3 separate regions of the Mus musculus genome follow, and regions 2 and 3 are each linked to region 1. The links are chromatin loops, found by intact Hi-C in ENCODE. Cell type or tissue: left cerebral cortex. All regions are shown on one strand.

The links. A loop is a pair of places that touch in the nucleus more often than their neighbours do. Peaks named below come from ENCODE experiments on the same cell type or tissue, not always from the same donor. Only the 100,000 strongest peaks of a DNase experiment are listed, where the experiment ranks them.
Region 2: it touches region 1 in a loop (5-fold over the local background); 2 of 42 quality-filtered maps call a loop at or near these places.
Region 3: a loop joins it to region 1, with 12 times the contacts of the local background. A loop is called at or near these places in 3 of 42 quality-filtered maps.

What each region holds. Positions count from the first base shown.
Region 1 is chr6:114,708,463-114,716,462 of GRCm38, reverse strand. Atg7 (autophagy related 7) reads right to left here. Exons shown (of 19, transcript NM_028835.5): 15 at 7,254-7,369; 16 at 3,095-3,170. Among named protein-coding and RNA genes, the nearest start is that of Gm52917, 22 kb to the left of the region's middle. In left cerebral cortex, no CTCF peak of the experiment used is centred here; DNase peaks (open chromatin) are centred at 3,642, 3,972, 4,660, 5,559 and 2 more places; H3K27ac peaks cover 4,661 bases.
Region 2 is chr6:114,966,298-114,974,297 of GRCm38, reverse strand. It overlaps a transcript of Vgll4 not described here. Among named protein-coding and RNA genes, the nearest start is that of Gm38876, 25 kb to the right of the region's middle. In left cerebral cortex, CTCF peaks have their summits at 3,186 (motif pointing right) and 4,408; DNase peaks (open chromatin) are centred at 4,428, 5,249 and 5,843; H3K4me3 peaks cover 3,053 bases; H3K27ac peaks cover 3,218 bases.
Region 3 is chr6:114,344,841-114,352,840 of GRCm38, reverse strand. No RefSeq gene overlaps it. Among named protein-coding and RNA genes, the nearest start is that of Gm38875, 49 kb to the left of the region's middle. In left cerebral cortex, a CTCF peak has its summit at 7,499 (motif pointing left); DNase peaks (open chromatin) are centred at 4,445, 4,844 and 7,487; H3K4me3 peaks cover 297 bases; H3K27ac peaks cover 1,318 bases.

The sequences.
Region 1 (8,000 bases):
ATGCTCACCCTGCACTTACATGGGAACTAGGAACATGAAGTGCGGTCCTGGAGCTTGTGTAACAAGTGCTTTATCCACTGAGTCACCCCATCCCACTCTCACATTTGAGTCAGGGCCTTACTATGTGCCCCAGAGAACCTTGAACTCTCAACTCACCTGTCCCCACCTCTAACTGCTGGGACTACAAGCTGTGACATCATGTCTGGTTATTATGGTCTGAATAAAAGATCCAGGTGGGTGGGATATCAATTAATTGCTGAGAACTACAATGAAAAAGTTTTCTGCCAAAGTCCCCTAACCGAAGGGCACATACTATAGGACTCCGTTTTCTCTAAGTTCCAAGTGTGACAAAAGCTTCCGTGAGTCGGGAAGAGCTCACCCGTCTGTTGGAAGGGCCATCAGGAGAAGCACACAAACACACATTTGTGCGCGCGCGCGTTGTGTTCACTTTGTGAGTGCTTGGATCATTCATTTAGTGACTTGGGACATTATCTGTATGTGATTCATACATCAACATAATACATTTTTTGAGAAAGAAACCCCCTCTTCATACACAAAGCAGCTTTACTTGCTGCCTGCTTGCAGTATCTATCCCCGTGGGTTGGGCCAGAGGCCAAAAATAAATAAATAAATAAATATAAGAAAAAAAAGTTTCAGCCCAAAGAGCCTGCTCTCGAAGCTAGTGGTTTTCCACGGTTTTCAAGGCTAGCACCAGATCTCTTCAGCTCTAACATTCAGCTGGGGACTAATCAAGGTTCTCACTGTTCCTAGACAATATCAGAACAGGCCAATTTGCCTGGGCACTCATATGGAGGGACAGAGCAGGCCAGTGGCCTCCCAGGACCCACTCACAGGACAGCAAAGAAGTCAGGGAATGCTCTCCACCACTCACACTGGTGTTGGGGGTGGGGTGAGGGCTTTCCAGGCACCACACTCCACAGGGAGAGATTAATAAACGCTCTCCTTGGGGCACTGAGAAAATGAGCCAGAACTTTACAGGTCATTCTTTACAAGCAAAATACACAAAGGGACTTAGCCAGCTCCCCTCCAACAGGAAACCATTTGTCTCTGGAGGAGGGAGAAGAGAAGAGGAGAAGGAGGGGGTTGGAAGAGGGAGAGGAGGGGGAGGGAGGCAGAGGAGGGGAGGAGGGGAGAAGGATGCTGAATCTGCCACCAGGAGATGATGTCCCCTAATCAGAGCACAGTCGTATAAATGGTCCCCTCTACTTGAGAAAAAGAAAAAAACCAAAAAACAAAAAACATTTGTTTAAATGGGGACTGAGCATTTCTGATTAATTCTAAAGTTCTTTCTCTTCTTTCTGTTTTAGAATGTTGCTAAAAATAAAGGCTCAAAACTTGAAATAAGTAAGCCACACACACACACACACACACACACACACACACACACACACACACACACACACTTTACCATATACGGTGGCATTATTCTTCAGCTTTTGAAAAGGCCAAATGAAGAGATGGCCAACAACCAAAATAACCCTTCAGATAACTGCAAAGGACGAGAAAGCTGGAAAGCTTGGTGAATGGCAGGCAACTGCCAGGCTCGCTTGTTGGGGATGAATTCCCATTGAGGGATGAGTTGCCATAGCACTTAGGAAACATAGGCACACACATCTGACACGGCCACCTGTCTAGGGAGGGTGTTTTGGCCCCTGGCCTCAGCACTAAGAAAGCAACAGAGGCTGCAATTTAACTTAAAGGAAGAAACCAGTGCAGGGGCATGTCGGGAATTTTAATTAAGGCCCTCCTCAGCATGAAGTCTGTAAGAGAGATGAGGAGAAGGAAGGACAGGGCAGGAAGAAAGGCAGGATGACCTGGAGGAGATGGGAAGGAGAGCAGCCCAAGCTAGCCTGAAGGTCCGCAGCCTTGTGTGTGGTGGGGGAGGGGTGGTTACCACATTGCCAGGGGCTGCTGGGAGTGTGTATGGGAAACGACTGACATGTTCAGGTCATACAAATGACACACCTGGGGTTTACGGAGGGAAGCCACCTTTTCTGGGGCTCTATGGTTTCCAACGCCAAGGCAGAGGTACCCCAGACCCTTGCTAGAGCCTACTTTGCTGACAGAAACAGGTTAAGAGACAGCAGGTATAAGGCAGGAGGTGGCACAGACGGAAGAGACTGCACAGAGGCAGGCTGAGGGGCCACTGTGACCAGGGCTCTCCAGCCACAGGAGCTCTAGAAGAACACCAGCCATGGTGCCAAGTCTGGGCTTGGATCACAGCTTCACCAGCTCTCTCCATGTTGGTGGGCTAGCCTTTCCTTCTACTCAACTGTCCTCACTGGAAAGCGCCAGGCACAGGGGCTGGGTGACTACTCAGTGGCTGGGCACATGCTTGGTATGCATGATGCTGGGTTTCATGCCAGCACCAAACAAATACATTGGTTGGGCAGGGACTACGGTGAAGGGACCCCTCCCAGCTATGGGGCGGAATGCACAGGACTGTGGAGAACAGCTCCCCAAACGTGACACTAAAGCAGCCCTTGTTACTCCAAAAGGCAGTGAGCAGACTGAGAGACCAGGACCTGTGGGCCTTATTCCATCTTCCCAGCCTCAGGCATGGACCCTGCAAGCAGTGGTGACATGGCTAACCATCTGCCCATGCTTGCCCAGAAAGGCTTTCTGCCCAGGTAGGGAGGGCACTGGGCACTGAAGGTTAGTCAGCTTATCCATACTCTGGGCTGTTGGGCTGGTATTTATGAGCCTGGTCTCCATGCCTACCAGGGAGCTCACTGTGATCTGTAAATGGGAAGATAAGGCCCTGAGTAGTTCTGAGACTGGGCCAAAGAAGGCTGTAAATGGCAGGGCTGAGACTGAAGCCGGCTGAACCACACATGGCCGTCCCAAGCCCTGTCCCTTCTTTTTCTTCTGCACGGCAGAGTCTAGTCAGCAGCTCCAATGCATCAAAGTGAGGCAGTGCCATGGGTTCATCTCTTCCCAGCAGTGTCCCCAGAAAACAACGCTCTCCGTGAGGCCCCACTGCAGCGGGTGTGCTGCTGGAAGAGTGTGCTGTCGAACCTTCCCCTCTATGAGAGGATGGGGCAGGACCACAGCTCATCTCCAAATCACTCACCTGGTGAGGCACAAGTCCCAGCGAGGTGGGAGGCTCATTCATGCGGTCATCACTGCTGCTGGCGATGGCGTAGCCCCTGCAAGAGGGAAGCAGAAGGGCTCTTAGCTCCTTTGTGCTCACGGTGAGCACAGGAAAGAACATCTCAGGACACTGGAAAGGGTTAAGAGAAGCAAATGCCCCTTTGCTGGGCTTCATAAGCTCACAGGAAACTCATGTCCAGGAGGGAGGGAAAGGGGGTGAGTTTCTTCAAATGGGCACCATAGAGTGGGAAGGATGAGAGCGAGCTGTGGACATTGCCAAGTGGCAAACTCTCCTCTGTGCTTTGGGTCCATCAGCCGTGAAACAGGAGGGAGGAGGCTGTATGAAGCATTAGGGGCATGTGAGATAAACTGCCAAGTGCAAGGCCTGCCTGCCTTCTCCACCCTCCCACCCCCACTCCTTCCTCTCACGTGCTTTCACTACTCTGTGAAGGGTAGCCTTAACTCCTGGCTTGGGCTATCCTCCAGCTCAGCCTTCCTTCCAGCAGCTGGGAGTGGGATGTGCCTCCCCACAGCCTCCTCTAACTTGCTAAACTTATCTAAATGCCACAAAAATGGAGGAAGGGGATATAAAAGGAAAGAGCTGGGTGGGAGATGTACCGGCCCCTCCCAAGAGAGGGTCAATGTTCATTTATGTCCCAGAAGAACTGGTTTTTAACCTGTTACAAGGACAAAGAAGGCAGGGATTTGGGATCAAGGAGGTGCAGATTTTACTTCCTACTAGAGGTAGGAAGAAACTTGGATGGCAGGGGAGGTGAAGGCAGGGGAGGACACAGCTGCTCATCCCCCCTTCCTGCCTCGTCTAGTAGCCACTGAGGCCCTCTGAGTCACATGATAAACAGATCACTGCTGTGGCTTTCTGCCATTGCCTTTCTTGGAATTCAATTTGGATGAGAAATAAGTGTTTTCTAAATTTGATTCTCTGCCTGCTCTGCCAATGGCACATATAGCACAGCTCTCCAAAGCAGGGTGAAGAGATGCTGGGGGGGGGGGGGCAAGCCTGGCTGCCACTCACAAGCCATGAGTCTGAGATGCCAAGCCCAGCTCCACCACCAGAAATGGGACTAATGAGCCAGGGCATGTACTTGTAATGCTGGCACTGGGCAGATTAAGGATCACAGTGAGTGTGAGGGCAACCTGGGCTACATGAGTCCGCAGCAAGTCTGAAATACAAAGGCAGTCTCAGTCCAAAAACAACGGCAATAAAATCACGAATGCTAGTTAAACGAGTCGACAGTTCTAATGTGCTTGGAGCAGGGCCTTGCACAAACTTTTGAGAAATGAAACACAGCATCTATAGTCTAGTCAGGTGTGGGCACCTGTTTGCCCTCAGGCCAAAATCTCAACTTCATAGGAGAATAAGAGAATAAGGTTATATGGAAAGCTTAAACCTGACACGTAACAATGACACTGAAAACCTTGATGGCTTTAACCTTTCCCAGGCACAGCTCTATAATCATGTGCCAACAGAAAACAACGGGCTAAAGCAAGGGGGACCCACACAAGGTACATAGGGGACCAGATAGGGCAGCTGGGGGTCTCAGAAAGAGCATGGAGGACAAGAGGATTAGGCAGAGTGGCGCTCTAGGGACAGGGCAGAGAATCACTGCAGATGGAACTCCTACATCAGAGATGCAGATGATGCAGAAGAAGGCTGAGCTAGAATAAATTGGAGCAGGGAGATTGCCTCCTAAGTCACTAGGGGAAGGAGGAGAGGGAAGAAGAAGGGGAGAAGGAGGGGGAGGGGGAAGGGAAGAAGATGAAGAGGAGAAAGAGGCGAAGGAAGAGAAGGAGGAAGAAGAAGAAAGGAGGAAAAAGAGGAGGAGGAGAGAGAATATGCCAGTCTTGAATTCCACCAAACATAAGAAACTTCCTTAAACACAAAGACCTTTTCAGAAAAAGGAAAACTGAAACCCTTATGGAAATTCTGCAGGCAGAAGATAATGCCTCAGGGCCACAAGTTTAGAGACACAGGAGGAAATGAATAATGTTAGCAAAACTAAATGAATACTAGCTGTGTAGCAATATCTTCTGAGGATTAAATATGTAAAGAAAATATCAAAAACAAACATGAAGACCGTGCTGGTCATCCAGCCAATGTTTACTCTCCTCTTCTGCCTCTCGGGACTTTCTTCAGAGAGGCAACAGGCCCAGATGACAAAGCTAACAACTTAGCATTCTTTTCAAGGTGAATCTAAGACTGCATTTTCTGACAAGGGTCTTTAAGAGGCAGTTCACACTTCTGCAGCAACAAGGCAGCTGTCTGAAAAAAAAGGGACCCATGAAGAAAGAGGCTGGTCTATTTTCCAAGGTTGCTGTGACAGGAAAGCATGACTGTAGTCCATATTAGCACAGGGAACAGTGCTCATGACTATAGTCCATGTTAGCACAGGGAACAGCGCTCATGGCTGTAGTCCGAGTTAGCACAGGGAACAGTGTTTAGGGACTAGGCAACCAAAACAGCACCTGGCAGCCTCCAGGGCTGTGTGCTGGATGTGAGACTGGAGTGTCTGCAGAGTAGTGAAGCTGCACTTAGAAATACAAGCTAATAACCACAAGGGCCTGCTGTCAAGACAGCCAGCAGCTTTATGCTTCGCTTGTTATGTGTTGCCCCGGTGGAAAAATGCACTAAGCAGGTGAGATCTACACTCAGGAGCAACAAGGAAAGCACCAGGCCTGCAAGATGGTGTCGGGAGGGAAGTTGTGGCCTGAGAGGTCCAGTGACCTGAGAGAAGAGGTTACTCAGTGCATCCCAGATGGCACTAGTGGCACTAGGAAGGCAGGGGAAGGCTGCTGGTGCATTTACCCTTCCCAGGGTATCACCAGCAAATGACCGTGCTGGAGAAGCCAGGCTAGAACTGGGAATAGTCACAGGCTTTGTGGTGAGGGCTGCTGTTCTGGGGAAGCAGCTGATGACAAGACAGGTACTAAGGCTGAGTAGCAGGATGGGCATGGGCGCCAGTTAAGAACGATTAAAAGTGAGATTTCAATAGTGGCCAGTGACACTTGCCCCTGGACATTTCCTTTACAATCTGACAGCCAGTGACAGTGACACTGACCAGATGTGACCTTTCGTATGGTTTTGTTTTAAGCTGTAGTCATCTGAAAATGCTTCCTGGAGAAAAGTAACAAGAGGCCTTCCTGCTCACTGCTGAGCTCTCACCAACTGATGCATTCTGGGAGGGAGGAAGGCACAGTAAGTACATAGATGTGCACTGACTGCTCAGCCCAGCAGGCTCCAGTGACTAACCCTAAACCCACCCTGGTCACACAGCTGGCCTGGCCAAACTCACTGGATCACAAACCAAACCAACCCAAAAGGTCATGTATATGAGAAAGATACTTGTAGGGTGGAAGCAGGAGATGGGCAGTGGTGGACGGGAGAATAATCATCACTATAACCATGTTATCTATATGTATGACATCATCCAGGAACAAATCTATTAATTAAATAAAGAAAAGGAAAACTGATGAAAGGAATCCCTTTGTCTCGAGCCCCAGTGGCTTTTAGTTTGTTATTAAAATAACTGCTATTTGTCTGTGAGTAGACACTGTCACACAGATGTGACACTGGAGTGCAGCATCTTGTGCCTGTAGGCAGGGAGGCTAAATGGTACATGCTAAGCCTCTGGACCAAGCCTGGACGTGGACTTTAAACTTTAATTGGCCAAGTTCCTGGACACAGACCTCAGTGACAGGCAGCTGATATAGTTCCTAGTGACACAGACACATACATTATATATACAATACATACAGTATACACATTATATATACTACATATACAGTGTACACATTTACAATGTCCAGGGCTAAAAAACCATAATAGACTAACAGAAGAGAAATGTAAAAGACCAAATGCCCCTATTAAAGTCTTATTTCATCCTTATCAACTACCAAAATAATCAGAAGAATTCAAGAGGGGTACAGGGGCATACCCCCAAGGATGGCACAGGGACATACCCCAGAGATCACATGCTGACTGGATTAGGTGTTTTTAGTCTTGTTTTGAGGTTAAAAAAAAAAAAAAGCCAAAGGAAACCAAGGGAGTGTGGGGGAGACAGTGGCCAGCCATTTCCAGCAAGTACTTGGTTCAAATGTTCATCTGTGGGCTCCAGACTCACCCCTCAGGATGCTGCAGGACAGAGACCATCAGCTCCACAGCCAGGGCACCTGCAATCACGGCCAGGCCTGGGCGGCTCACTGTGCACTGCTGGTCCAGAGTCCGGTCTCTGGTTGACTAAAGAGAAGCAACCACAGACATGCATAGAATATTCTAATTCAGCCAGACCTAGGTGAACCTGAAACTCCCTAAGATAAAGCTTTAAAATTCACCCTGTCTTGTCTTGGGAGAAAACAGTGTGTAATTAAACAAGGCACTACTTGGAACAGGATGTGCACTGTAAAGAGACAGAGATGAGACATTAGCCATCAGCATGGCTTCATGGTGGCTCTGAGCCATGGCTCCTCAACTGGAATCCATCACCTCTCTTGTACTGCAGACAGAGTCACAGGGAGAAACAATCACGAATGGCTGATAACTGTCCTGCCTGAGGTAGTGGCTCAGAGTGACCCTGACTGGGGCAGGAGCCACAATCTCTACCCTCTGTCCTCTGTTCCTGTGCACTGCCTCATTACCCTGGCTGTGCTCTGAGGACTTCAGTACAAAGCTGCAAGCATCTGTTACTACCTGGCTACATGCACAAGCTGTTACTCCTAATCTTCCAAACAGGGGCAAATCCCAGGGTTGTTTAATGCTATAAAAACTTCAATGTAATGAAAAGACATGGCTGCCCTGCTTGGGGGCTCAACCCTGTTGGATGGCACCCACTGACCAATAGGACACCTGCATGTTCTAGCACCTTATGAAG
Region 2 (8,000 bases), 260 kb before region 1:
AACAAACACCATCCTTTCCCCCTAAAGAAACCCACATGAGCCCAGCTGAGTCACTCCTTCTTCACAGTTCTACACAGCAAGGGCACCTGCCATGTTCAGTGACCACTGAAGTCTGGTAGTTTGTGTCTCAGCTGTAACTATGTTTATGTTTTATAGGCATTTAAAAGCTGAAAGTCTCTGGGGTTTTCTCTGAGTTTTATGCTGTACATATTTGAGTTGCGGGCAAACAGAAATAGTAGGTCAGGCTAGAGAGAAGGCTCAACAGTTAAGAGTGCTTCCTGCTCTTCCTGAGGACCCAGGTTCAGTTCCAGGCCCCACATTGCTGTCTGTAACTCCAGCCCCAGGCGATCCCAGACTCTCTCTCCTTGCTCTAGCTTTGGTTGTGACCCTCTACTGAACGTGTGGCATTTGGGAGCAGGAAGTTCGCTTTGTGCACCTCTTTTTTTGTAAGATCTGCACCTGGAAGCAAGTCTCCTCACCTTTTCTGACCAAATTACATAAAGACGTTGGGAAAAAACCCTCTGCTGAGGATCCTGCAGGAGCTGCCCTCTTCCCTGCTCTCTCTGATGTGATGTCCTCTCTCTCTCTCTCTCTCTCTCTCTCTCTCTCTCTCTCTCTCTCTCTCTCTTAGACAGGGTCTCATGTAGCCCAAGCTGGCCTCTAATTGGCTTTGTACCTGAGAATGACCTTGAACTTCCGGCCCCCCACCCTATTGGCCCTCAAGTGCTGCCAGGGGAGTGGGAGGCACAAACAGAGAGAAAAGGGGACCAGAAAATGCTTTTGTGGCACAGGGGAGAGGCACAGCGCTGGTCCACACACTGTCCTCAGACCCTGTGTGTGTTCCTTTTATTTAGTTAGAAATGATTTACACATTTTTATTTCAGGGACATGAGTATTTTCCCTGTCTGTGTACCATGTGTATACAGCACCCACATAGACCAGAAGAGGCTATCAGATCCCCTAGAGCTGGAGTTAAAGATGGTTGTGAGCTACTATGTGGGTGCTGGGGTGGGGGAACCCAGGTCCTCCTCAAGAGCAGCCAGTGCTCTTAACCACTGAACCATATCTCCAGTCTCTATTTTAATGTTTTAATGGTTAAGTGGAAAAGTTTAAACAGAGTTTAAAAGTAGACAGGACACCCTGTCCTGCACGCCTTCTTACACCCTCCCCCCATGCCTTTCCCAGAGCTCTGAAGAGGACCAAGCCAGGCCTGCTTCTCTTCCCCACCTCTAGATACTCATCTCCTGAATTACATATACCTATTCTTTATGTATGTCCAAGCCAACCTTCACTTATTCAGTGGGCTATGTAAGTAATACTCATGTACTTTTTAATTTTTTCCAATATTTTTCTTGAGTTTCTTAGACATTAAAAATGTAATAAGGACAGGGTGTGGTGATATACACCCTGTTAGTTCCAGCACTCAGATGGTAGAGGCAGGTGGGATATCTGAGTTTCAGGCCAGCCCAGGCTACATTGTCTCTAAAAAGGGACTGGGAGGCGGGAGGGGGGTTGGAAAGACAGCAGTTAAGCATACTAGCCGGTCTTGCAGTATTCCTGGCACCCACAAGATGGTTCACCAGCACCTATAGCTCCAGCCTCAGTGAGCCTAGGCCTCTTCTGACCCCTTCAGGCACCATAGGCAGCTGATACACAGCCATACATTAAGGTTAAACATACACACACACACACACACTAGCATAAAACATTTAAAAACAGTAAAATAGATATAACAGTTCCCATTTTACCTTGTTATTGATAAGAATGGGTCTTTTTGGATCACCCAGGCTGAAATTGAATGTTTTTGCTTAAGGCATCCTCCTGCTTTAGTCTCCTGCATAGCTCAGATTACAGGTGTCTACCACCACACTCAGCTTCTAGCTTTAAATGGTGTTTTCATTGCACATATAAACATATATATATATATTATTCATACATGCATTTTATGTATCCTTGCCAAGTTATTTTTCATTCCATTTGTAGCATTACCTGTAAGGCACTTTGCCACATGCCTGAGTTTGCCATTTAATAACTATTTCTGGACACTGTGCACTGTCAGCCTGGGGCACTTCACACAGGACTTGAATTTGGTTCTATTTCTCCTGTTCCTTACAGATTCTCCCACCCTGTATTTTCTACGCATCTGCTTTCACCAACACAATGAAAACAGCCAGACTTAACACAGTCTGGAGGTTGCCAGACTTAAGTTCACTACTCCTGCTGATGTAAGGCAAGGAGGGAAATTAAACCCCGCCAAGGTCAAAGCTGGTCACATCCACGAGAAAAGCCCTTGGTCCCCATGATTTATCTGCAGAGCAAGGCTCCGTCTAGCCAGCGATGGAAATTAAAGATGCCCTTTAGACCTCTGCACTGACCCCAGAGGGAAATCAGTCAGCAGCCAACCAACACCAATGCTGTCATGGAGATCAAATGAGATAATGATGTATAGGGTCCTTTGCCCACCAGAGGCCAGAGTCTAAAGTGAGCCAAGCAGCTTAGAGTTCCAGTCAAGAGAGAAACAGGGAGATGGATCTTCACTGCATCCTTCTGCCTCTTCCTTAGCCCCTCCTGAGAAAGAAATTAACAAGCCAGGGTTCTTTGTGGTCCAGGCTACTGCTGCCTTCTTGGCGCCCTTCCAAACTGCTCCTTGCTGCCTTCACCCCTATTGGTGCATTTTGCAGACTTTCTTTATTCACGGTTTTTGGAGGTGTGTGTGGGGGGGGGGTCATGAGGAGGTGGGTTGAGACAGGGTTTCTCTGTGTAGCTTTGGCTGTCCTGGAACTTGCTCTGGAGACCTCGAACTCAGAGATCTGCATCCCTCTGTCTCTCTGGTGTTAGGATTAAAGACATGTGACATCACTGCCTGCCTTTTTATCCACTCTTAAGACCTGAACTAAACTAGAGTCTAAGTTTAAGACCATCTTTGAGAGGGAGTAAGGATGCTTATAGTGAAGTCTGAGACCTAAGTACTACCCTGTGTCCAACAGTTAAAGGAGAGAACCAACACTTACAAGTTGTCTTCACACACACACACACACACACACACACACACACACACACACACACACTCATCAGAAAGTCTGGGAGGCTTCCTGGCATTCATCTATGATTTTCTTTTCAAGATTTATTTTTATTGTGGGTTTTGCACATGTGAGTGCAGGTGCCTGCAGAGTCCAGAAGAGGGCGCCAGATATCCTGGAGCGTGTGAGCCCCCTGACTTGAGTGCTAGGTATAGAATTAGAGTCTTCTGAAAGAGCAGCCAATCCTCTTTTTGAGATCCTGAACGATGAGTTTCAAAGGAGGAACTAGGAAACCTGAGTGTGGCCACACTCGAATCTTCCCACCTAGTGCCTGTTGTACCTCATGAGGGGGCCACAAGTCCCCAGCAAAATGAACTGCCCGGCTTCTATTGTTATTCCATACAGGATGCATTATGAACCAATAACAGAAGGGGAAATAGCTTGGGACCTGGAAAACAATTTTTTTTCTCAACACTGAAGTAAGCTACTGATTGTTTTTATGGCGTCTTACAATCCTTTCTCAGGGAAGGCCCTTGTGGTTTAGGTTGACATTCATTGTCTACAGTGTGCTTTCTGTGCAGTCATCAACACTTGGTCAAAAGCAGCTGGGGAAGAAGGGGTTCACTTCAGCTTACAGCGTGTAGGGAAGTCAGGGCAGAGCCTGAATGGAGAGCTCCCCAAGGCTTGCTCAGCCTGCTTCCTTATACCATCCAGGATCTACTGCCCAGAGGGGTGTTCCCACCCACCGCGGGGTGGGGGTGGGGCGGCTGGCACTCCCACATCAATCACTAATAAAGAAAATGCCCCGCAGTCTTGCCCAGAGACCTTTTTCTCAATTGGGTCTCTCTCTCTCTCTCTCTCTCTCTCTCTCTCTCTCTCTCTCTCTCTCTCTCTCTCTCTCTCTCTCTCTCTCTCTCTCTCTCTCTCTGTATCTCTCTGTATCTCTCTTTTCTAGAGACAAAGGTTAGAGGGCAGCCAGAAGGCATGCAGGTGGAGCTTTGGTAAAACCGCCAGAAGTCCAGCTTCCGTCTGTTTTATGAAGTTAGTGTCTGGTTATGCTAAGCAAATGTTTTCCTTAATTGTGGCAGTAAGAGAAAAAAACAATGGAGAGCCCAGGGTTGCCGGGCGGGGGCGTGCCCGCTTCCCCCACCCCAAACATCTTCAGAGAATGACAGCTAAAAATTAAAACCAGGCCTGGCCTTCTCCGGGTCACGTGCCCTAGCCAGAACCTGCACCAATTGGAAGCATTTCCATTTCCCTCCCCCGCCCCTGCCCGTCCCACTGCAGAGCTGGCCCGTGGCAGCGCGAGTTTGCCCAGCGCAGCAAAGTGCAGCGCGCGTCCAGAGCGCCTTGTCCGCGGCTCGGATTTTCCAGCGTTTCCTCTTCGCAGCTAGGGGGTGGGGAGGCCTCGCGTGAGTGTGAACGGGCGCGCGCGCGCGTGAAGTACTGGAATGGGAGGGAACCCAGCCGGCTCTGAGTGTTCTTATCCCAGACTGTCTTTCTGATTCTAAGTGGCACCCCGGCTCCCTACGTCCCAAGCCTGTGCGACCGCACTGTGCCTTCAGGTACGTGTGGCTGACTGCCTGTCGCGTCCCAATGGCTTTGGGCGTGGGGTTTGGTGACCAGAGAGTGAGGAGGCATGTGGCCCCGTGTGGCGCCCCACGGAGCTGCCTCCGTGTAGGTGCAATCGCGGAGCCTAGACTACTGGGCGGTTACCGCCGCGCCTGCCCTCGGGCTGCAGAGAGGCGGATCGGTGAGGGGGTCTGCGAAGGTGACTCGGTGCCTTGCGTGGCTGACTAAGCGGAATGATTACGGGAGTCAGGGGCACGAAGCGTGGGGAGGACAGTGGGGCGGAAGCCTGGTGTGAGCGCGTGGGGATGCGCGTGGCTGGCGGCGGCGGGCACCTGGACACGCATCAGAGTGGCCGCCGGTGTTCGCCCATGTGTCGGGAAGATGCGTTCGTGGGGCTCGGGGGCGTGGCGAGTGGGGTGGGGAATGCTGAGAAATGCCGTGTCCACGTGCCCCCTGCCGCTGGAGCTCCTCGCTGGGAGCAGCGCGTCTTCAGCGACGTTCTGAGTCGGAGCTTTGGATTCCCAGCGCAGGGCGCCAGAGGGTACGCGCCGCTCGTGGCCGTGCAGCGCGGCCCCGCGGGCTTACCTGGGCGCGGCTCCACCTGCCAGGCCTGAGGGGCGTGTCCGGGGCGTGCCTTGGGCGTGGCTCTGCCTGCCTGGGGGAGACCCGGCGCGGGCTGGCTGCGCCTCATTCCAGGGATTCCTCGCTCTCCCGAGCGTGCGCGCGTGTTGGAGAACCCAGAGGAGAGAGAGGGAGCGCGTTCGCGATCCTGCGCGCCCCTGAGCGTGCTCCGCCTCCGTCCTTTGCGCCCCCGGCGGGGCCCGGCCGGCCCGAGGCGCTCAAGCGGTGAGTGCCGGGAAATCCTAGTCCATGTTCGGTGACTTTAGGAGACAGGGAACCGACGCGGACCGAGGGCGCCTGCTCGTGCTCTCGGGACGGTCCAGCTCCAGCTGACCCCGGTCCCGGGCGCGAGCACAGGCCCTGAAGCAAGGCATCCGCTGGGTCCCGGCCGCGGAGCTTCTGGGCTGCGCGAGGGCTGCGGGACCCGGCCCTTTCCGTACATTCCCTGCCCCTGCTCAAAATAGGGCTGCGCGATCTTCCTACACTGTATGAGGCCTCCCTGGAAAGCTCCGGTCTTTGCCTTTTTTTTAGGGGGTTCTGTTTCGCTTTGCTCAAGAGTCTTGAATTCATCACACAGAGACATTGAGGTCTTAGGCGAGGATGACAGGACTTGCTGGGGCAGCCTGGTCGTTAGCGCTTTCCTGGCTCTGCGTTCACCGTTCTCAAGGAGATGATTAAAAAGTCGGTTTCACTTTGATCGTTGGTCCCGTTTGTCTGTTCCTCTTGTTTTCTCCTCTGGTTAATAAGAACCAGCAGCCTGATGTGGGGGAGGTGGGCGGTCTTGGAGTGTTTATCACAACCCGCTTTATTTTTTATTTTTATTTTATTTTATTATTTTTTTTTTTTGGAGACAGGATCTCTCTTTGTAGCTTTGGCCGGTCTGGAACTCGCTTTGTAGATCAGACTGGCCTCAAACCCAAAGAGATCCACCTGCCTATGCCTCTTTAAAGGCCTGAGCCACCACGTCCATCAGAACCCTATCTTTGAAAGCTTCCACCCAGGCTGTGGAGTTTTACATTGTTTTTTTCTAAACCCAAGAAGGTAGGCACCAATTTGTTTGTTTGTTTGTTACTTTCTGAGAACAAAGTAATAAAACAATACAGGTCCATTTGCGATTTATGATTTGAAGGTCAGTTTTGCATGCCATTTTGGCATGCCAAACTTTAACTTCTCTTCAGTCTCTGCGGTCATTGTTCCCCGCAGAAGCTAATTAGGAGTCCGCGCATGCCCACGAGGCCAAGAGTGGGACTAAGACCTTAGGGCTTGGTGGCGCTGATTCGGAGCTGATAGTGCATTCTAGCAAGTTCTCTCCCGCTCGCTCTTAAATGATGGATCTATGGGTACTTTCCTCCGAAGATTCAGCACCCAAGATCATTTGTAAACCCCCTCTCCTCCTTGTTTCAGTTATATTTGGCTGACGAGTTGTTTTCCTTGCTTTATGTTTTATTTTTTTCAATTACTTATTTGGCTTTTTGAGACAGGGCTTTTCAGTATAGCGCTGGCTACCCTGGAACTCCTTTTGTAGCCCAGGCTGCCTCTGCCTCTCAGGTGCTGGGACTAAAGATGTGCCACCACACCTGGAATGCTTTGGGTTTTAACTTTGACAAAATTCATTTCAGGCAGATTTGCCTTGCTACCTGTGTGTGTGTGTGTGTGTGTGTGTGTGTGTGTGTGTGTGTGAGCACACACACATGCTTAGCATTTCTGGCCAGTCTGCCTTTGCTTTCGATTTTGAAGAGAATGTGAACTAATTTTTGTGTTGACCAGAGCACAGTTATGAAGACAATTCTGCTGTAAATAACTGCGTCTGCATTCCAGAACTGTGAATGTAGTAGTAAAAACAGCCCCAGCTCATTGTTTCTGGAGACTTGATTTCTTGCCCTGCCCCTTGCTGGTTCTGCCCCAGTTAAATCTCAATATCCCAGATTTTTAAGTCTGTATTCTTGTCTAATTAAACTTTTTGAAGATTTATTTTATATGTTTGGGTGTTTTACCTGCATTTATACCTGTATACCATGTGCATGCAGTACTGGGAAGGCCAGGAGATAGCTTCACTTCCCTGGGACTGGGGTTACAGATGGTTGTGAGCCACCATGTGGGTGCTGGGAATGAAACCAGGTCTTCTACAAGAGCAGGCAGTGCTCTTAACTGCTGAGCCATATCCAGTGTGTTTTATTTATTTATTTATTTATTTATTTATTCTTTTCTGTGAGAGACTGATATTTTATTCCAGTACACCAGAGTTTCCAGAATTCCAGAAGAGTAATGAGCTTTGCTCAGACTTTGTGTCAGGCTTAGAAAGGCCTCTGAGGGGTTTAAAGTGCTTCATAAACTTGGTCCAGGATGCTGGTTCCCCAGTGACTTGAAGGTTTCAATACCTCTTGCAGACATGGCTTTGAGAGTAAAACTTTCACCATTAAATATTCTGTAAGGGAAAGTTCCTTTCCGTCTTCTGGAAGTCAGCCTTGTAACCTTCCTCTGGTGGTTGCCAAGGCAACCATCCCAGCAGCAGAGTCCTCCTTTGTGTCTCCTAAGGGTGCCTTTTATAGATTATCTGTACAACTTTAAGAAGAAAAAAAAACCAACAGAAAAACGAATGATAATAAAAGCTGGGTCATGGGTCTGGGGATGGTCAGGTAGGTGAAGGTCATGGGTCTGGGGATGGTCAGGTAGGTGAAGTCTTTACTGAAGGAGCGTGAGGACCCAAGTTCAGATCCCCAGTACCCATTTAAAAGCTGGGCATAGGGGCTGGAGAGATGGTTCAGCGGTTACAAGCATTGCTGCTCT
Region 3 (8,000 bases), 360 kb after region 1:
TTCAGCTTTTAGAGCTATAAGAAATGAGTTTCTCTCCTATGTAAATTATCCAGTTTGTGGTGTTCATATATAGTGACAGGAAAAGGATTGAGATGGCTCGGTTCCCACAAATATTTATGTTTGCTATCTTTCTCCATGACAAAATTCCACAGTTAATAGTTCAGCCCTTAGGGAGAAGCCCAGCTTTCACATCTCCTCGTGGGAAGCTCAGTTCCTGTTCACCTCACTTCCTTGACCTTCTAGGAGGTAGGACAAGCTTCAGGGAAGACCTAGAACCCTGAAGGAGGGAGCAGAGAGGACGATCCTTAATGGTGAAAAGTGTCTGGGGTTCAGAGAGCCGCACAGAGCTGCCTGCTAGGAGAAGCAGCTGTGGTCGTGGGAAGCTGGGCTTGGGTACTTCTCAGAGGTCCGCTGGGGCTTCTGAAGAGTGAGACCACACTTGGGACCAAAGGACTCGCTCGCCAGGAGCCAAGCTGGGGTTCCTCCTCACTCATCTATACTCGGGAAGTACCTGATCTATCTATCTCTCTCTCTCTCTCTCTCTCTCTCTCTCTGTCTCTGTCTGTCTCTCTGTCTGTGTCTGTGTCTGTCTCTGTCTCTGTCTCTCTGTCTCTCTGTCTCTGTCTCTCTGTCTCTCTGTCTCTCTGTCTCTCTGTCTCTGTCTCTCTGTCTCTCTGTCTCTATGTCTCTCTGTCTCTCTGTCTCTATGTCTCTCTGTCTCTCTGTCTCTCTGTCTCTCTGTCTCTCTGTCTCTCTGTCTCTCTGTCTCTCTGTCTCTCTCTCTCTCTCTCTCTCTCTCTCTCTCTGTAGTCATTTTATGTTGTACTATGCATACCAGAATGGATCTATCCATTCGTATTTCATAAAGAGGAAGAAGTGAGAGGGGATATACATATAATTTGGGGCATTCCGTTTAAGAAAAAGATTTCAACATTATAAAAAAATAGGTACTAAATTTAGAATTTTTTCTTTTTCTTCTTGTTTTTCTGTTTTGTTTTGTTTTTTGTTTTGTTTTGTTTTGTTTTTTCGAGACAGGGTTTCTTTGTATAACCCTGGCTGTCCTGGAACTCACTCTAGACCAGGCTGGCCTTGAACTCAGAAATCTGCCTGCCTCTGCCTCCCAAGTGCAGGGATTAAAGGTGTGCGCCACCACTGTCCGACAGTAGAATTTTTTTAAAAATCATAATGATTTTACATTTTAAAAGAAAATGGCAAATACCATAAATATCACAGAGACAAATAAGTAATGTCCTTTCATTAAGTTCCTCAGACCTTCCTACTTCTGTGTGTATGTATGTGTTTGTGTGTGCAGCTGCATATACACATGTGTGTTCACGTGGAGGCCAGGGGTCTTTAATTGTTCTCTGCTTTATATTTTGAGGTAGGGTCTTTCATTGAACCTGGAGCCATTGGTTCAGCTAGACTGGCCGGCCACCATGCCCTAGGGATGCACAGTCTCTGCCCTCCCAGAGCTGGTACCATACACAAATGCTGTCTAGCTTTTTTGGTGTGGGTTCTAGGAATCAAACTCAGATTCTCAGGCTTGCATCACCCCAGCCCATTCTTCACTTATATATTCTACTTAATTCTAGTCGTTTCCATCCTACTCCAATGTTTTCTATGTAGGTAAGAGAATACTAGGTCACCTTCTTATGCCATGCTATTGACCGACATTTGCTTTGTACTGAGCTGAGGTGCACAGAACATGCAACGCCACACACAAGCACGGCGTTGGTCTAGGTCCTTCAGATAAGAACTTTCGGTAAAGGCTATCTTTTCCATCACAGAAGATAACATGTGGTGTATGAATATTGTTGAGTGCTGCATTATTGGGGGTGTTCTGCTTCTGCAATTGGAAAATAATTTCGACTGGATGGTGATGAGAATTGGATCCAATTACAACACTGTGTCTGAGGATTCCCAAGATGTCAGTGTGTCCTCTGTGACCCTCACACTTCTGGTCCCCAACACCATGATACACACCAAAATGCTTCATCACACCCCAGGCTGTACTCATCTAGGGCAGCGATGAGGCAAGCTAGCTGGGCAGTAAGGCTATTCCTGGGAGCCACGGCCAGGCCAGGGTAGGCAACATTAACCTGCACAAAGAAGGGACAACGAGTCAGATCTGTCTATCACACTGGGTCCAAACAGTGCCCTCAAGTCATCTTCCCCCAATGTCCCCTGTTGCAGGACAAGAACAACAGAAGAAAACTCCAAGCAGACAGAGCTGTCATCCTGGCTATCGCCAGAGTACATTACTCGGTCCAAGTATCTATCATCCAAAGAACACATAGACAGATTGTGTTCTGCTCACACTATTATCCAGGACTGACCCTGGAGGACACAGGGATGGACCCTGGAAGCACTGTGCAGATGAGTACACAGACCTAGACACGAGGTTCTGGCTGTAAGTGGAGCGTGATGGATATGAGCATCTCTCTGAGATGATAAGAAAATGCTGGAATTAGATGGTTTATGACTGTGAATATTATTTTTTAAAACTGCATTATGTGTGTGTTGGGGGGGGGCTAGTTTTATGTTAACTTGACACAGCTAGAGTCATTTTGGAAATGGGAACCTCAATTGAGAAAATGTCCCCACTAGATTGGCCTGTGGGCAAGCCTATGGTGTATTCTCATAATTGATGGGTGAACCCAGTTCACGGAGGGTGGTGCCAGCCCAAGTCCAGTGCTTCTGAGTATATGGGAAAGCAGAATGAGAAAGCCATGAGGAGCAAGCCAATAAGGAGCACTCCTCCATGGCCTCTGCGTCAATGTCTGCCTCCAGGTTCCTCCCTTGAGTGCCTGCTCTGACATCCCTTGTTCCTACAGTATAACCTGCGAGTTGTAAGATGACGTAAACCCCATCCTCCCCAAACTAAGACAGTAGAAAAGGATGATTCTTACATCGATAACTTTTCAACACAGGTGCCATTTTAAAGGATAACCAGGTAAACACACTACTTAGGTTCCCTCCCATGACACATTCCTCTTTAATGCCTACGTGTATCGGTTATTCATTGGAAGCAATGCTGTGTAACAAGCAAGCACAAAACCTCAGTTAGTGAACTGCTAAAAATAAGAAGGTATTTGGCTCGTGAGTCACCTGGGCTTTGATTGGCAGCTCTGAATTTCCGTTAGTCCCACTTTTAATGGTTTCTTTGTTGGTGGAGGAGTAAAGTTTTGGTTGATCTCTGCCAGGACAAAGGAGATGACGTGGCTCTGAACTTAATGAGGTCTCCTCTAACATCGTGGGCATGTTTTCATAGTGAAGGCAATGAACGAGAAAGAGAGAGAGAGAGAGAGAGAAAATACAAATACACCGTGAAAATATACGTTCCCAGGGTTATTCTTCCATTATGTGTATGTGTATGTGCACGTGCATATGTGAAGGTGCATGCAAGCATGTGGGTCTGCCCTATGTGCTGTGACTAGAGGCCAACCTTGAGTGTCCTTCCTCAGGAACCTTCCACCTTTGTTTGATACAGGGTCTCTCCCAGGCCTAGAATTTTTCCCAGTAGGTTAGGCTAGATGGATGGGAAGCTCCAAGGATCTGCTTGCTTCTGCCTCCCATCTCTCTGTCACTGGAATTAGGAGTTCTAAGCACAAGCCACCATGCCCAGCATCTTATGAGGATCCTGGGGATCTTAACTCAGGTCTTCATACTTGTGAATCAAACACTTGACAGACCCACCCATCTCCCCAACTCTGTGCTTGCTAATTTTGCATGGGCCAGAATATCATCACACAGCCAAGTTCAGTGGCTAAGGAAACAGACTGTCATTTTAAGAGGGGAGGAACTCCAAAGCTGCGTGTCAAAAGAAGCATTTTTTAAAATCTGCTTCCATGGATATACAGGTGTGTGCCTGCCTGTGTGATTGCAGCTGTGTCTATGTGTGAGCATGAATGTGCATAGGCATGAATGTGTGCACACGCATACATAACTGCTGTGTGTGCATACATGTGCTTTGTTGTATGTATGAGCAAATCCTAGAAGCTTTTCTGCTTGAGTGCCTGTAGATCTGAACCTTCCTGGGTAAGTGTCTTGTTTAATGGACCAATAAAGTGTACTGCCCTAACCCAGTGGGATTCTAGAATCTTTGGGTCTGTTAAACAAGGTTTTGTAGTCAGGAACCCAATGCAAGAACCAGCTCTGCTACCACCTGGGTGGGCAAGTGACTTCAGACCCAGCCTTCTGACCATGAGGTGGGATCACCACTTCTCAGGTTCCTTTTGAGTGTCCTAGGAAGTGACACACCAGAAGGAGGGACTCGGAGCACACAGTGCACTGGGCTGTGGTTAACTGTGAGACTGAGTGGGGGTGGCTGTGATTTCCCCCTCCTGACTCTTCTCTCTGCCCCACATGCTTGACCCCTTTCCAGAAGCTGAAACTGAAAACTGAAAGCAGCTTCACGTCTCTTAATGTGTTGTCATGGCAACCGCTGGCTCCTGCTCATGGCTCTGTCGCCCCCTCACTGTGGGGCTGGGGTGTGGAGGAGGAGACATGGACTCACCAGAAGTCTCCCTTCTTCTGAAGATGTGGGAGGTCTGGCCCTGTCCTTGTGGCAAACACCCTACTCCTCCCACTGACCTTCAGCCACAGTTCAGGGATACAGGGATGAGCTGTTCAGAGTTCTCTGGGCATCCTTAGCCGCGGTGGATTCCAGGCCTTGGCTCAGAAAGTGGAGTCAGGTCTGAGGCATCTTGGAGGGGGCAATACCTGCGCAGTTTCAAATCTCCCCTCTCCTCTCGGGCGACTAAGGAAGAGGCGCATCCCTGCAAGCACAACCACAGGTGTCTGAGGGTGCCGGAGCTGGAATAACCCAATCACAGACCTGCTGGGGCTGTAATCTGTCACTTCATTTGGTGACTCATGCCTTCACTTACTCACGGATGTGTTTGCTTATCCATTCAATTATAGACTCTTCCGTTCACATTTAAATAACCATGCCTTCCTCTAAGTACTCACTGCTCTGAGCAAACATCCATTACTACCTGAGCTCTGAGAGTCGGGGAGATAATTAAGGTATAGCCTCTGCCGCCCTGTAGGGGTTCCAGGGTGGGGTTTTCTAACTGTAACAAGAAGAGGAGGAGGAAGAGGAGGAAGAGGAGGAAGAGGAGGAGGAGGAGGAGGGAGAGGGAGGGGAGGAAGAGAAGGAAGAGGAGGAAGAGGGAGAGGGAGAATGAGAGGAGGAGGAAGAGGAGGAGGAAGAGGAGGGGGAGGGGGAGGAGGAGAAGGAGGAGGAGGGAGAGGGAGGGGAGGAAGAGGAAGAGGAAGAGGAAGAGGAAGAGGGAGAGGAAGAGGAAGAGGAAGAAGAGGAGATGCCCATGGATAGACTGGTATTTTATTCTTTACAAAAAAACCCAGTACTCTGTAAGAAAAATATTATGTACATAGTGGTACACTGTGGTCTGGGGAAATGTTCAGGTGCTAATATTCACCTCTAGGACTTGAGGGGGTCATTTTTAGGACCACAACAGACACTGCATCCATGGGTGCAGTTCCTCTCCGTGAAATGGTACAGTGCTTGCACAAAGCCCTATGAGGCCAGCAGAGCCCAGTCTCTCTGCCGAGGTGAGACCAGGGGGACTTTAGACTCAGCCACAGAGAGAGTTGAAAGTCAGCCTGGGCTATGATGACCTTGTATCAAACAAACATTTAAATAAGACAATAAGTGAGGTCCTTTTCATCTATGCTCTGGAACACCAAGGTTGCTTGCTGACTGTGACTAGGGCAGAGGCACAGGGCATCACATAGACTGGGAACATATGTATAACCCACCCATTCTCTCCTGAGTAAGCCACTGTCAGAAGTCTTTATCTAGTCCCACCCCCTGTCCTTCTGACCCCTACCTCCAACACAAGGCCATATAAGTTTCCACCCACCCTCTATACCTCACAATAGGGACTAAATCTTAACACCCGAATCCTCAGAGAACACGTTCAAATCATGTCAGCCTTGAATGTCAGGGAAGGTAAAATGTTGGGCTTCCTCACACACAGAGGTGCTCAGAGGAAGAGAGGCTGTAACTTAGCAGGAGACCTGTGGCCAGCTTGGTGTAGAGGGTGAGGAGAGGCGGGAAGGGAAGAGGCACTGGTCTCTGGGTGGAACTGCAAGATGGTGAAGTATTTTCAGAGATAAAACAGTGATGGTGGACTTCAAAGGAGTCCTGGCTCCTGGGTAGGAGGCCAAGCTCAGGGAAGAAGCTGTTAGCTGAGACTGGGAACTTGATTCTGCCCCGACAGCCTCTCTCCATGAAAAGCAGAGGTAGCCAGTTCTCCAAATGGGAGCAGGTGTAACTGGAATTTATGTTCATTAGAAAAGAAGGCTCACTGTGACAGATAGGCAGTCCTAAGAGCAGTGTGGCGTCCACTGCTGGCCCAGTGTCCTCTGAGATCCCGGAGGCTTGAGTTCCCTCCCCTCCCTGAACTCCGACCTGTGAAGATGTACCTCTTGGTCATGCACATTGCTGTTATCAGTGCCAGACTCCTCCTCTAGCTGGAACCACACATGGAAAGCACCTGCAGCCTAAACTGACTGTCTTCTACCCGGTGGAATCCCAGGGAAGGGCTGTCACTCACTTGGGCCAAACCCATGTCATGCCATGTGCCACAGAGAGAAGCCCTGGGACCACATGGAGTCATTTTCTGCCACAGCCTGACCTGGGCTGTCCTGGCTGTGCGCAGATACCAACCCCTCCTTCCCTGAACATCTGCCTGGCTCCTCACACAGAGAATGGCTATGAGGGGACTATAACTGTGGGAGCCAGAGCCATGTCACACCTTATCCCAGAATGATTCCTGTCTCCTTCCCTTCTGGGTTAATACACAAGGCCCCCTGTGATGTGCTTAGCCTCCTGCCAAATTGGTCCTGGCTTACTCCGCTCTGGCTCCGGCATCCTGAGAGACCCCTTGATTTTATCCTTCTGCCACGAATACCAGTCCCCTGTGAATCTCTGTGGCTCCTCACATCCCACTGGTTCAGATATGACCTTTGCAGTCTGGCGTGTCTTCACAACCAGCTCTGTCTAAAGTTCTCCAGTCATGCAATACCCCCCACACCTGGCTTCCCTGCTTCAGGAAATCTCCCTAACAGGTCACAGACTCCATGTGCTGGGTACCAGCTGAAGCCTCTGGGGCACACATCTCTACACTGTTTCTTCTTAAGCCCCAGGGTTCACTCAGCACAGGAGGGTTCCAAGAAACACTGTGGTGTAAGTGCACAGCTAACCCCAGAGTTTAAGCCCAAAGCTTCTGCCATTTACCTGTGGGTTCATCCTTAGAGTCGGAGACAGAGACAGCATCCAGTCAAGACAACTGGATGTGACCAAGAGGGTTGAAAGAGTAAAGCTTGCCCTTCCTGACAAGAGGGTTGTCACTGTCCCGTGAGGCCTCAGGCCCAGGTATCCCTTTACCTGCCTGTCATTAACAGCCTTTCCAGCCACTGGGGCAGGATGGTCACTAGTGTCTGTTATCAGGCCACAGTGCCACCTGCTGGCACATGGCTGACTGGCAGGGAAACTGGCAGAGGCTCAGCTTAGCCACCCCCGTCGAGCTAAAGGGAAGAGATAGGGGCTCCAGTGTTGGTATTTCACAGGCCAGGTCACTTCCTAGCTGTGTGATACCTACCTAGCATCTGTGTTCAGATGGGTGGCTCATCTGTAACAAAATAGCAGTGGGGATAGGTAACTCTGAAATGCCACCTCCTGGGAAAGCCCTCCCAGATTGCTCCCATCTCCCACTAAGCCATTCACTATCCTTTGATCCTGCTCTGTTGTTTCCTTGTAGCACAATGTCCCCCTCCCTGACATTTGAGCATTTATTACTATCAGCTCCATCATGGGACAGGTTTGGTTCACTGTATGTCAAGAGCCTGGGCAGTGCCCACCAAGGAGCAGGATCCGAACATACCTATCAAGCACAACACCAACAGGCACACGCTGAGCGCTCTGTAAATCCTGCACCCAGGACAGACTCAACGCGCTCTCTTGGGTTGAG